Linked DNA regions of Mus musculus: region 1 is linked to region 2. The links are chromatin contacts, found by Hi-C or POLR2A ChIA-PET in ENCODE. All regions are on one chromosome and are shown on one strand. The core of a region is the stretch at or near the end of the contact, and the rest is flanking DNA. Distances in the headings are between cores, read along the strand shown. Region 1 holds the start of Nkx2-5 (NK2 homeobox 5). Region 2 has its middle 15 kb from the start of Bnip1.

Region 1 (5,853 bases), core at 716-3,215, 47 kb before region 2:
CGTCAGCTCACACTAATCTTTCAAACTGTCATCGCGATCCGCAGGGCCAGCCGATTCACTTAACAGGACTCCCAGGACCCTCGCCCGAAGCTGTTTTCAGCAAGACATTTAATTGAATCGGATGTGGCTCGTTTGCCAGACGTCACCGCCTGGGTGATAGACATCCGTCCAACCCACACAAACCAATCTTCAATCTCGGGAGGGTCCCAAGCTAGGTTGGCTCAGAACAGTAACTGTAATGTAACCAGAAATTGTGGCAAGGGAGGAAAACAAAACAAAACAAAACAAAACAAAACAAAACAACAAAAGCGAAAAAAGGCAAAGGCTTTGGACTGCTTGGAGAGGGACACAGCGGAAGACAAAGAGCACCAGCTTTAGGATGCTCTGTGGTCCCTGGGTTGAGATCTCACTATGGCTCCCAAGTCTGGTGCTGACCACTGGAGCCTGGAATTGGGCTTCACAGTCTGCCTGGAGCTGGGTCTCCTTCTCCCTTAGTTGAAGACAACCCAAGGCCTTGGGAGTTTGGGTTTGAGGAAAAGCAGGAAGGAACACAAATCAGGCCTTTGCTGGCTTCACTATGGCCCAGATGGTTGCCAGCGCCCAATGGCCCACACTGCCCTGCCAGGAGGGACAGTTCACACTCTGCACTCACAAAAGTTTTGATCTCTGGACTTTGGGTTCATGACTTAAGAGTGACTTGTTTAGCTAACCTTTGACCCTACACTCACACTCCGTTTCTATTCCAAAAGCCTCTCCTCTGGTGGCCAACTCGTCCTTCATATCTGTGTGCCTTCTGACTCACAGATCTGTTCACTCTGGGAATCCTTATATCCGAAAACAGGTGATGGACCCTCACCACATGAATTTTCAAGGGCACATCCCCTTTGCAAATCGGTGTGGTGAGCCCAAGCTCTCCCAGAGGTTAGCCTTACCATATACCTTCGGTGGGGGAGGTTTTGCCTGGAATCGATGTGCCTTCTCTTTTTGAGATTACAGCAGGAAAAAGTCCCACTCTGTTGGGTCTGGGAGGGCCCAAGTGTTCCTTAGATCCAGACAGTTGTCTTAGTACAGAACCTGGGTTCCTTAAACCCTGACAGTTTTCAGACAGAAGCAGCACTGGACTGAAAATGTCCCTCCACCTGCCTGATCTGTCCTCTGCCCCGTGGAGTAGAAGCCCAGGAAGGCCCTGGAGGATCGGGCTAGAAAGGGTCTGGGACTTTTGTGGTGGCCTAGGAGGGTGAAAAATGAAGCAGCTTGGGCTTCAGGAGAATCCAGGCAGACAACCCAGAAGGCAGCTCTCCTCCAGGAAGAGTCAATTCCCCAACAATGCTTCCTTCTCTCTGGAGAGGTGCCTGGCCCCACCGCTTAGTCTGAAGCAGGTGGCCACTCCCACCCCACAATTAGCCACTTCACCTTTCCATTCAGCTCAGAACCCCTTGGGGCCCCTCTGGGTTCCTGGGTTGAATTTGGTCCTGTAGGTCAAATTAACTACCGCTCCCCAATCCAATTCTTAAACTCATGTGTTAAACTCAGTGTTCGTCCCAGAACAACTGTCTTCTCTGTGATTCTCTTTCTATGCAGGCTACTCTTAGGCAGACTTCAGTAAACAATATTGTAGTCATAGTCTTGATCCCTGAAAATAACCCCCCTCTTCTGGCTTTCAATCCATCCTCACCAGCCCATTTAGTGATACAGGACACAGTGCAAAGAATATTTATTCAAATCCTCGACCCACCCCCAACCCTGCGTTTAGACTCAGCATAACAGAATCAGGTATTTTCTTTGAGTGTGTCTGGCTGGGATTTTCAGGCTAACGAGGAGCAATCTCCTTGCAGGAGTGGGAGACTATCCCAAATGTGTCGCGGCCCCTTTAAAAAAAGCTGAGCAGGATTTTTTTTTCCCATCCCTATGTCTATATTAGGTGACGCAGAACTGCCCGTCGCTCCTGTCATCCAGGCCCCTGGCCCAATGGCAGGCTGAATCCCCCCTACTCCAGCCTGCTCCCGCCTCTTCTGCCCCTGGTGCTCCGCGCTACCTGCTGCCGCGCGCCACATCCAGGGCAGAGAGGCGGGTGCGCGGGCGGGCGGCGGGCACCATGCGGGGAGGCTGTCCCCAGGGGTGGGCAGCACCACTCTCTGCTACCCACCTGGCGCTGTGAAACCTGCGTCGCCACCATGTTCCCCAGCCCTGCGCTCACACCCACGCCTTTCTCAGTCAAAGACATCCTGAACCTGGAGCAGCAGCAGCGTAGCCTGGCGTCTGGGGACCTGTCTGCGCGCCTCGAGGCCACCCTGGCCCCTGCCTCCTGCATGCTGGCCGCCTTCAAGCCCGAGGCCTACTCTGGCCCCGAGGCGGCAGCGTCCGGCCTGGCAGAGCTGCGCGCGGAGATGGGCCCCGCGCCTTCGCCCCCCAAGTGCTCTCCTGCTTTCCCAGCCGCCCCCACATTTTACCCGGGAGCCTACGGTGACCCTGACCCAGCCAAAGACCCTCGGGCGGATAAAAAAGGTAAGGAGAACCTCAAGCTCTTCCCTTCTGGAATCGCTTTCATGTCCAAAACCCTGAGCCAAGAAACCCAGGCCTGACAGTAGCTCAGTCCGGGGTGAAGGCTGGGCGCGGGGAGTTTGGAGTATAAGATTCCAGGCTGTCCCGCAGTCAGTCCGAAGTTTAGAGGGAACGCCGAATTTAGAGGGTCAGGAAAAAAGAAGGGAGAGAGAGAGAGGGAGAGAGTGAGAGAGTGAGAGTGAGAGAGAGAGAGAGAGAGAGAGAGAAGATTAAAATGTTGTTTTCGGCCTACAAAACCCCAGTAGGTTAGGGCCTTGTTCTTGGATCTGTTACAAAGTTAAGCTATCTAACAATCCGCGTTAGAACAAATCTTCGTACTGGAGAGTTAAAATCTCTTCCAGATTTGGGGGTACTTTGAGACACTGAGAACTGCTAAACCGAAAGCTTAGCCCCGTGTATCCTGGGCCTTGTGTAGCCCACCCTGCCTTTCTGGGCCTTGCCTCCTTTGTGCCAAAAGAGAGGAGTCTGGGGACCGGGTTGTGATTTTGAGATGCGATGCTGCGGATCCCAGGAGCTGGGGTTGGCTTTGTTTTTCTAGTACAATCTCCAGGCAGGATCAGGCAGAAATTCCTTTCTGGGAACTGTTGGGAAATACGGAACGAATAAAGACACTGAGAAGTGAAGAGCAGGCTTCCGAAGGTGGCCGAATACCAAATATCTCAGAGTAGGGAGAGGGGCTCCTGGCCAGCTCACAGAAGGAGCAGGGAAGTCCCAGGCCCAGATCCTGTGCTGAGTAAAGCCAGAGAGGCCCAATGGTTTCTGCGAGTTAGAGGACGTTCCTAGGTTTTCCCTGGGAGCAGAGAGAAGGTCCAGGAACATTGGAGAAGGACTGGAGGAGGATTAGAACTTATTGCTACCAACCGGAATCCCGCAGGGCTGGTGTAGAGGCCTCTGTCCTCCTCCGGGTACTGGGAAGTCCAGAAGCCATGCCAACATCAGCTGACCACCCGAGGGACAAACCGGAGTATTCCTAATGTAATTCACTCCGAGCATCCTCATGACTTTATTTTCTTTGCAGCCAGAAAAGCTAAAGCTAAATCCCAGACTGTTAAGAGAACGCTAACTATCCGGGGAAGAGGTCTGGGATAGGGCGCCCGAGATTTCTCTTGTTTTGTTTTGTCCAAGCCACTTAGGCATTTCCCAGATGCGCAATTGCGCCAACATCGAACCGAGCGAGCCCGTGCACTCGGCGATTAGCTTAAGCGGAGCTGGGTGTCCGGCATAGGACCAGAGTGATACTCCCTGCCACCCCTACAAGGGCCCTGAGGTCCCCGGCCCGCCGCTCTAACCCGCCACCTCTCTGCCTCTCTTCCCCTTCAGAGCTGTGCGCGCTGCAGAAGGCAGTGGAGCTGGACAAAGCCGAGACGGATGGCGCCGAGAGACCACGCGCACGGCGGCGACGGAAGCCACGCGTGCTCTTCTCGCAGGCGCAGGTCTACGAGCTGGAGCGGCGCTTCAAGCAACAGCGGTACCTGTCGGCGCCAGAGCGCGACCAGCTGGCCAGCGTGCTGAAGCTCACGTCCACGCAGGTCAAGATCTGGTTCCAGAACCGTCGCTACAAGTGCAAGCGACAGCGGCAGGACCAGACTCTGGAGCTTCTGGGGCCGCCGCCGCCGCCCGCGCGCAGGATCGCGGTGCCCGTGCTGGTGCGCGACGGGAAGCCCTGCCTGGGGGACCCCGCGGCCTACGCTCCCGCCTACGGCGTGGGTCTCAATGCCTATGGCTACAACGCCTACCCCTACCCCAGCTACGGCGGCGCGGCCTGCAGTCCCGGCTACAGCTGCGCCGCCTACCCCGCTGCGCCCCCCGCCGCGCAGCCCCCCGCCGCCTCCGCCAACAGCAACTTCGTGAACTTTGGCGTCGGGGACTTGAACACCGTGCAGAGTCCCGGGATGCCGCAGGGCAATTCGGGCGTCTCCACGCTGCACGGCATCCGAGCCTGGTAGGGAAAGAGCCCGTTTGGGGCGCCCCGGAACGACTCCCACCTTTAGGAGAAGGGCGATGACTCCGGGGATGGGAAAGCTCCCACTATGCCCTGTCCCTCAGATTTCACACCCACCCTCGCGCAGGCCTGGGACCTTTCTCCGATCCATCCCACTTTATTGACGTAGCCTGGTGTCTCGGACCTGGCAGAGCCCTTCCAGGGTCACGGGCACTTTCGACGGATTCCACACTAGGACCGGGAGCCTGGGCCGGGCGCCCGGGCCCTGGTTGTCTTGCCGTCGCCCACCCACCCGTATTTATGTTTTTACCTGTTGTAAGAAATGAGAACCCTCTTCCCATTAAAGTGAGTGCGCTAACGCACGCGGGCTTCTTTTAGGATTTCTGAGCGAGCGCAGAGGCCCCTCCAGGTCACAGGCATAGTTCACATTAATAGAACCTGCACTCATAAAAGCTGAGGCACCCCGCACCCCTCGTTAGGTGTTTTCTGAAGTCCTCCGTTCCCCCCCCCCCCCCCGAGGGCGGCCTTTTTTTTTTTTCCAAGGTTACCCGCGGAGGGCGTGAGGGGTTTTATGACTTGCTTGTGAGCTAATGGGTGTAGAAGGAAGTTCAGCGTCTTCTCGCACCAGAGAAGGAGTAAAAGCTGATCCTAGAGCGCCCATCCTCAGGCCAACTTGATTCACTGTTGCTGGGCGTTGAGGGGAGAGCAGCACCCTAAGTCGTCTGCTTAACGCCACAGCTCTTTTACCGACGGAAGAGCCAAGGGCCCTTGTCCAGCTTCCCTGAGACTCTGCCCCTCATTGGAAGCCCCTGGAGTCCTTTGCCTGTTTTCAGCTAAGCACAGAGGCCAAACCTAAACCGGATGGGAGATGGTGCTCACATTTATCTCAGGGTAGGGTGGGGTGGGGTGGGGGGGACTGTGAGAGTCCATGTGTGAGTTATGGGGCGATTCTCCAACCTGACTGGCATCTCTCGGTATGGCAGTAATTTGACTGTAGTTAACACAGCTTCGATTGACCAACATAATCGCTCTGCAGGTTTTACAGATGAGAGAACAGGTTTGATAAAATGGGGGCTTGTAGTTGTGGGGATTTCTTACTGGGTGTCCCAAGTTTTTCTACTTCAGCGTCTCTAACCCCAGTACTCAGGGCTGGATAACTAACCTCCGCTTGTGGATACTGGCTTTGTCTTCTTCGCTGCTCTGGAGCAGTGGCTAGGTCACAAAGTCGGTAGGGCCAGCAGCAACCCTATAAGCAGTCACGACATTGCTGTGGAGTTTAGGTCCTGAGCTCTGCAGTGAGCCCCTGAAGCCCGGCTTAGTGAGGCTGGGTCAGCACTTTGCAGCAGTGG
Region 2 (6,086 bases), core at 3,010-5,509:
TAAAGTAAATCCACAGAATATCAAATTAATGTGACTGAAGTATGAATAGCCAGTCAGTTTTCATTGAAGGATTTATATACATATATATCACATATATATTTATTAGAGAGAATAGAGAGAGAGAATATTCTCTCAAGAGTTTTACTGCTGCTGTAAACAGACACCATGACCAAGGCAAGTCTTATAAGGACAATATTTAATTGGGGCTGGCTTACAGTTTCAGAGGTTCAGTTCATTATCATCAAGGCAGGAGCATGGCAGTATCCAGGCAGGCATGGTGCAGGAGGAGCTGAGAGTTCTACATCTTCATCTGAAGGCTGCTAGCAGAATACTGACTTCCAGGCAGCTAGGATGAGGGTCTTAAAGTCCCTCAGTGATACATCTACTTCAACAAGGCCATACCTCCAAATAGTGCCATTTCCTGAGCCAAGCATATACAAACCATTTCTCTCTCTCTCTCTCTCTCTCTCTCTCTCTCTCTCTCTCTCTCTCTCTCTTCCCTTTCCCTTTCCCTTTCCCTCTCCCTCTCCCTCTCTCCTTCTCTCCCTCTCCCCCTCTCCCCTTCTCCCCTTCTCCCCTTCTCCCCCTCCCCCTCTCTCCCTGTCTCCCCCCCCCACACACACACACACATTGTTTCTCTAAGTAGTTTCTCTAGATAATCCTGACTAATACACCAGGGAAGCACCTTTTATAGATGCCAGGAGCCTTTGTTTGAGACCATGACTTTTTGGTTGGGAGCACTCTTGTGGGTTTACTTTTGGTAGGGTCATACCAATCATGCCTTCAATGAAAACGGACCATTTGTTCATACGTCAGTCCCTATTAATTTGCTACTCCGTGGATTTCTAGAGAGCCACTGGTGTTCACTCTATGTTAGAAGGTGAAGAAACTGGGTTCTGAGGCAGCGGCAGTGGCAGCGGCTGTGCAGATGCACTCACCAGCAAGGAGGAGAGTGGGCAGGCAAGAACACAGCATTTCCCTCAGATTTCTTTACATCTGAGTGACTCCCAGAAGGCTCTGCCACACTGTGCCCCCAGCTCAGTTACTCCTTCCCCAGGAAGTCCCCCCATAGCCTCACCCTGAGGCATCTTAGTTAATCTCAGATCCAATCAAGTTGACAGCCAAAGATTACCCATCACACCTGGTCCTGATTCCTCTCCAACCCCAGCAGCAGCTTCTTTATTTAAGCACATTTTACTCAAAATGAGAAAGAGAAACGAAGCCATTTGCTTCTGCTTGGTGGTGACCATAAGAGTTTCTGCACAAGTGACTTGGGAGCAGCTGGCATACGAGCAGCTGCTGTATTCATCCTATGATCCTCCCAGGACTTCTGAGACACTGTTACTGTCTAGAGGTGCCTTAGTCACAGACAAGGACAAGTACAGACAAATACAGCCCCGGGACACAGGCCAGTGAGAGTACAATTAGGACTCAGGTCTCCCTGACCATGCTACCATGACCCATTTAAAGAGCCAAGAACATAAACACCACACCCAATGCTGTGGGTCCCCGGGTGACTCGTGTAGCCTGAGCCCACTGTTGGAGGCTGTAGGGACAGTGGTCTAATAACACTTCCCAGCCCCAGGCTGCAGTCCTTCATCCCTGACAGCACCACCAGACCATCTATCTCTTAGATTAGCTATAGCTATTTTTATTCTGCCCTTGCTCAAGCGTAGCTTGGGCAAAGCTGTGAGTAGAGGCCTAGGGAAGACCACCATTGGCTCAGGGAAGACCACTGTTAGCCCAGGAAGAAAAAAATAATTTATATTGCTGTGTTATTTTTTAAAAAATTCTTCAAGCTGGGCACGGCAGCACACATCTTTAGTCCTAGCACTCAAGAAAGAGAGGAGTTTGAGGCCAGCCTGGTCTATAGAGTGAGCTCCAGGGCAGCCAGGGCTACACAGAGAAACCCTGTCTTGAAAAATCCCCCTAACAAGCCTTTTAAAATATCTTTGTTCCTTAAAGGACCTTTAAATTGAATCCTATTGCAGAATCCAGCCCCCCCTACCCCCCGGCATTAGAGGTCATCTACGGCCAGCAATGTGAAGGTTCAAAATGACTGGTTCAGTAGCAATGATGCAGTCTTGCTTCCTGGTTTGCTACAAGGTTTCAAGAAGATAGAGTGGGCGAAGGAACAGTGATGAAGGAGAGCATGACTGTCCTACTTCCAGGATCTCCAGCCAGGCTATAAACTAAGTTAGAACAGATTGACAGGAGGAAACCACACTTGGTTTGTATGTGCACATGAAAATCCTGCAAACCAAGACAGTGACTGACCTTCCTCCAGCATCTGAGGTGCACAAGGAGCCAAAAGAGGAGGACCTGGAAATGGATGGTGACTTTTGGTTGTTTAACATAGATAAGTACCACTCAGGGAGTCAGGTGTCTGGAGTAGCCACACAGATATAGCCAGATATTGTTTTAAGTTTTTAAAAAAATTATTTATTTATTTATCTTATGTATAGAAGTACACTGTTGCTCTCTTCAGACACACCAGAAAAGGGCATTGGATCCCATTACAGATGGTTGTGAGCCACCATGTGGTTGCTGGGAATTGAACGCAGGACCTCTGGAAGAGTAGTCAGTGCTCTTAACTGCTGACCCATCTCTTCAGTCCATTTTCAATAATTAAAAAAAAAAAGTGCCAGGCATGGTAGCATATATTCAGCACTTGGGAGGCAGAGGCAGGCAGATCTCTGATTTCAAGGCCAGCCTGGTCTACAGAACAAGTTCCAGGACAGCTAGGGCTACATAGACCTCCATCTTCAAACAAGCAATGTTTTAAAAAAGATTTATTTTATGTGTATGAGTGTCTGGCCTGAATGTACGTATGTGCCTGATGCCCACCAAGGTCAGAAGAGGACTTCAGATAACTGTGAGGTGCCATGTGGGTGCTGGGAACTGAACCCAGGTCCTCTGGATGAGCAACAACTGAGTCATGTCTCCAGCCCCCAGAAAAGTCTACCCTGAGTAGATTATTCCAGTCTCACACACTCACATTTTGGGATGACATATCCTTACCCCTAACAGGCTCCAGGAAGAAGTGTGTTGGGGAAGAAGGAGCCTAGAGAAGGGCTAGGTGGTTTTGGCAGGAGCAGTACATAGAGACAGAGGTGCCTGCGGTCTGAGCCCCTGAGGAGGCTCATCTGTTCTACAACTCTGGGGCTGTTGATGCTCTTCCTATAGATGACTTCCTATAGATAACTGAAGCTATAGGTACATGGACCTGGGCTCTCAGAGCCTGTGCAGGGCCAAGCAGACGGAGCTTGATCTAAGTGGGCATTTAGTGCAGAAGATGAATAACAGAGAGAGAGAGAGAGAGAGAGAGAGAGAGAGAGAGAGAGAGCTGACAGAGAAGTGGGGGGAAACAAGATGGGTACTACCTGAGAGCTGGTTAGACTCCCCAGGCTTGCTGGGTGGCTGCCCCTCTTCTATCAGCTGACCCCTCCCCCCGCCCCCCCCCCAGATTGAGTTTTACCATGCAGCCCCGCCTGGCAGGAAACTTAGCATGTAGACCAGACTGGCTGGCCTCTGTTTCCTGAGTGGTAGCATTAAAGGTGTACAGCACCGCACCCAGCCCTGACCACACTTAATATTGCAAAGCTGCCCTCTTTCCTCCACCCGGATGCTCCACACGCAGATCCATTTTCCCCTGTACTAAGGGGCCTCAGAGCCCTGTGTGCTCAGGGTTCTTGCTTGGCATCCTAAGTAGTGCGAATGCTAGAAAAGTACTCGTTACACTGTCCTATCCAGGGCATAACAAATAAAGTCTGTACAGTATAAAATTGTTCTTTTTTTAAATGTAAAGTTGATTGAATCTGCAGATGGGGAACCCAAAGATACAGAAAGCTCGCTGCATTTTCTGACACATTGAGGACGTATTTAGCATGTACATCTGCTCACATTAGCTTGTCCACTACTGCAGCTTCAGATACAGTCGATACAGATAAGTTAGATGCTTAGCAAAACACCTCTGGAATGAACAGCCCTTTGAAGGCTGCACCAATTGGCCAATCAAAATGTAGTATATGAGCTTGCCTTGTTGTTTAATTGAATATTAAAGGAACTTATGGAACATAGCCCAACCAAAACACGAAGGGGTCTTGTGCATTTAGTTGTCTTTTTTTTCACCCTCCCTCCTTTTAAGGTAGCTTTTAGAGCATTTCAGTCCCTGGAGATAGCTCTATTACTTCGGGAGTGCAGAGTAAGTGTGGACATTGCCCCCTCCTGGCTGAGTGTGGAAGGCCATTTTCTGCACAGCTAACCTGAAGAGGGAGAGTCAGGCTGTGGTGGAGGTTCAAGATGAGGTCCTGGTGATTCAATAGGTCAAATCAGACTCTAGTTTCAGAAGGCAAAGTAAAAGGGCCAAAGGGACACTTCTAGGGAACGCAGAGCCCACACATTTCCACAGCGTGAGGATGTTGACAATTAGTGGGGAGAGTAAAGAGAAATGTTAAGACAAGACAAATCCCTGCTTGAAAGCTCCCACCTGCCACACTTAAGGCTGGAATCCGAGTGGGAGCTTCCCGTCACGACTGCACTCAGATTAATCTGTCTATAATCTGTGTGTATAGTTTGCACCTCCAAGTGCCTTTGGAGGTCAAGAATTAAGAATGTATGAGTGTGTGTGTGTGTGTGTGTGTGTGTGTGTGGTGTGTGTGTACTTGGGTGTGTATGTATATATGTGGTGTGTGTGTACTTGGGGTGTGTGTGTATGTATATATGTGGTGTGTGGTATGTGTGTGTGTGTATACTTGGGGTGTGTGTATGTATATATGTGGTGTGTGTGTACTTGGGGTGTGTATGTATATATGTGGTGTGTGTGTGTACTTGGGGTGTGTATGTATATATGTGGTGTGTGTATGTATATATGTGGTGTGTGTATGTATATATGTGGTGTGTGTGGTATGTGTATGTGTGGTGTGGTGTGTGTATATGTATATATGTGGTGTGTGTGTGTGGTGTGTGTGTGTGTACTTGGGGTATGTATATATGTGGTGTGTGTGTACTTGGGGTGTGTGTGTATGTATATATGTGGTGTGTGTGTGTGTGTGTGTGTGTTAAGCCCTCCTTTACATACATACCTTATCTGTGACTTTGCTCTTTATGGCTTTAGCTATCTGTGGCCAACCACAGATAAAAATATAAAATGGAAAATTGCAGAACTGAACAGTTCATGGGATTTTAGTCTCACACCGTCTCTACAGAAATCTCAGGTGGTTCTGTTCCATACTGCCATGATGGAACCAATGACTTGGGTCTGCCCAGTGCACACTCTCTGTATATGCAATCCACTACTACTGCCTTAGGAGCTTTCCCAGTCAGGAGACTGACGGTTCAGTTTGAATGTGTGGGATTCTGTACTACTGGGCTAGGAATTTCTATCACCCACCATCACACACACACACACACACACACACATCCCTTTCCACTTACAATGTACTCAGTAAATCAGTCTGATGTATACAGCCAACAGCATACACTTGGTCCCAAGATGACCTGTCCCTTCACGACAAAGGCTCTGACTCTTAACATATGCCACACCCGCTAGCTACTTCCTGTTTCCCCTTCATTCACACCAGCCTGGTTTGGACTCTGACTTCCACTGTGTGGACAGGGAAAATCACAGCAACATAAGGTAAACTGCTTAGGACCATGAGGTCTGAACATTTCCAGTTCTGGGCCTGTGATCTTCCACTCACTCTACCTCCCAGAGCCTCCAGTGCTATGAACAAGCTATGAACTTCAAGGACAATGCCAGCCAGACTGACAGCATAGGGAACCTCTAGGGCTGACCTAGCTGGGAGCCTGTACCTGGGGCATGGACAGAACTGGGCACAGCTGGGTGTCAACAGGACAGGCTTCTCACTCTGTCATGCTTAGTCTGGACCAGAGAGAAGGGAGCCACAGAGTACCCTGCAATGCCCCAGGCCATGCCAGGCTGCTGGGAGAAAGACCCATCTGGGCACTCGGAGATGCCGGTACGGGCTGCTCCAGTGCAGCTCTCTGCAGTCCCTCTTGCTGATACCTCTCTTCTGTTGATGCTGGAGAGAGCATGTTAGCTTTACAAGTCTGGTGATGTCTAG

Evidence for each region. A loop is a pair of places that touch in the nucleus more often than their neighbours do. ChIA-PET counts read pairs that join two places held with the same protein, here RNA polymerase II (POLR2A).
Region 1: a loop to region 2 is called in a map of heart, with 2.4 times the contacts of the local background. The contact joins the promoter of Nkx2-5 here to the enhancer-like site in region 2. A Hi-C loop is called at or near these places in 2 of 37 maps with a recorded cell type or tissue (both heart). POLR2A ChIA-PET finds 5 or more read pairs at or near these places in 1 of 5 experiments (embryonic stem cell).

What each region holds. Positions count from the first base shown.
Region 1 is chr17:26,837,677-26,843,529 of GRCm38, reverse strand. Nkx2-5 (NK2 homeobox 5) reads left to right here and starts at 1,965. Exons shown (of 2, transcript NM_008700.2): 1 at 1,965-2,505; 2 at 3,883-4,865. The coding sequence starts at 2,175. The coding sequence ends at 4,508.
Region 2 is chr17:26,793,069-26,799,154 of GRCm38, reverse strand. No RefSeq gene overlaps it. Among named protein-coding and RNA genes, the nearest start is that of Bnip1, 15 kb to the right of the region's middle. Within about 2 kb of position 4,259, at least 1 of the 3 ENCODE cell types and tissues checked has a DNase peak (open chromatin) inside an H3K27ac peak, as active enhancers do; it is heart, where a contact is called at or near this core.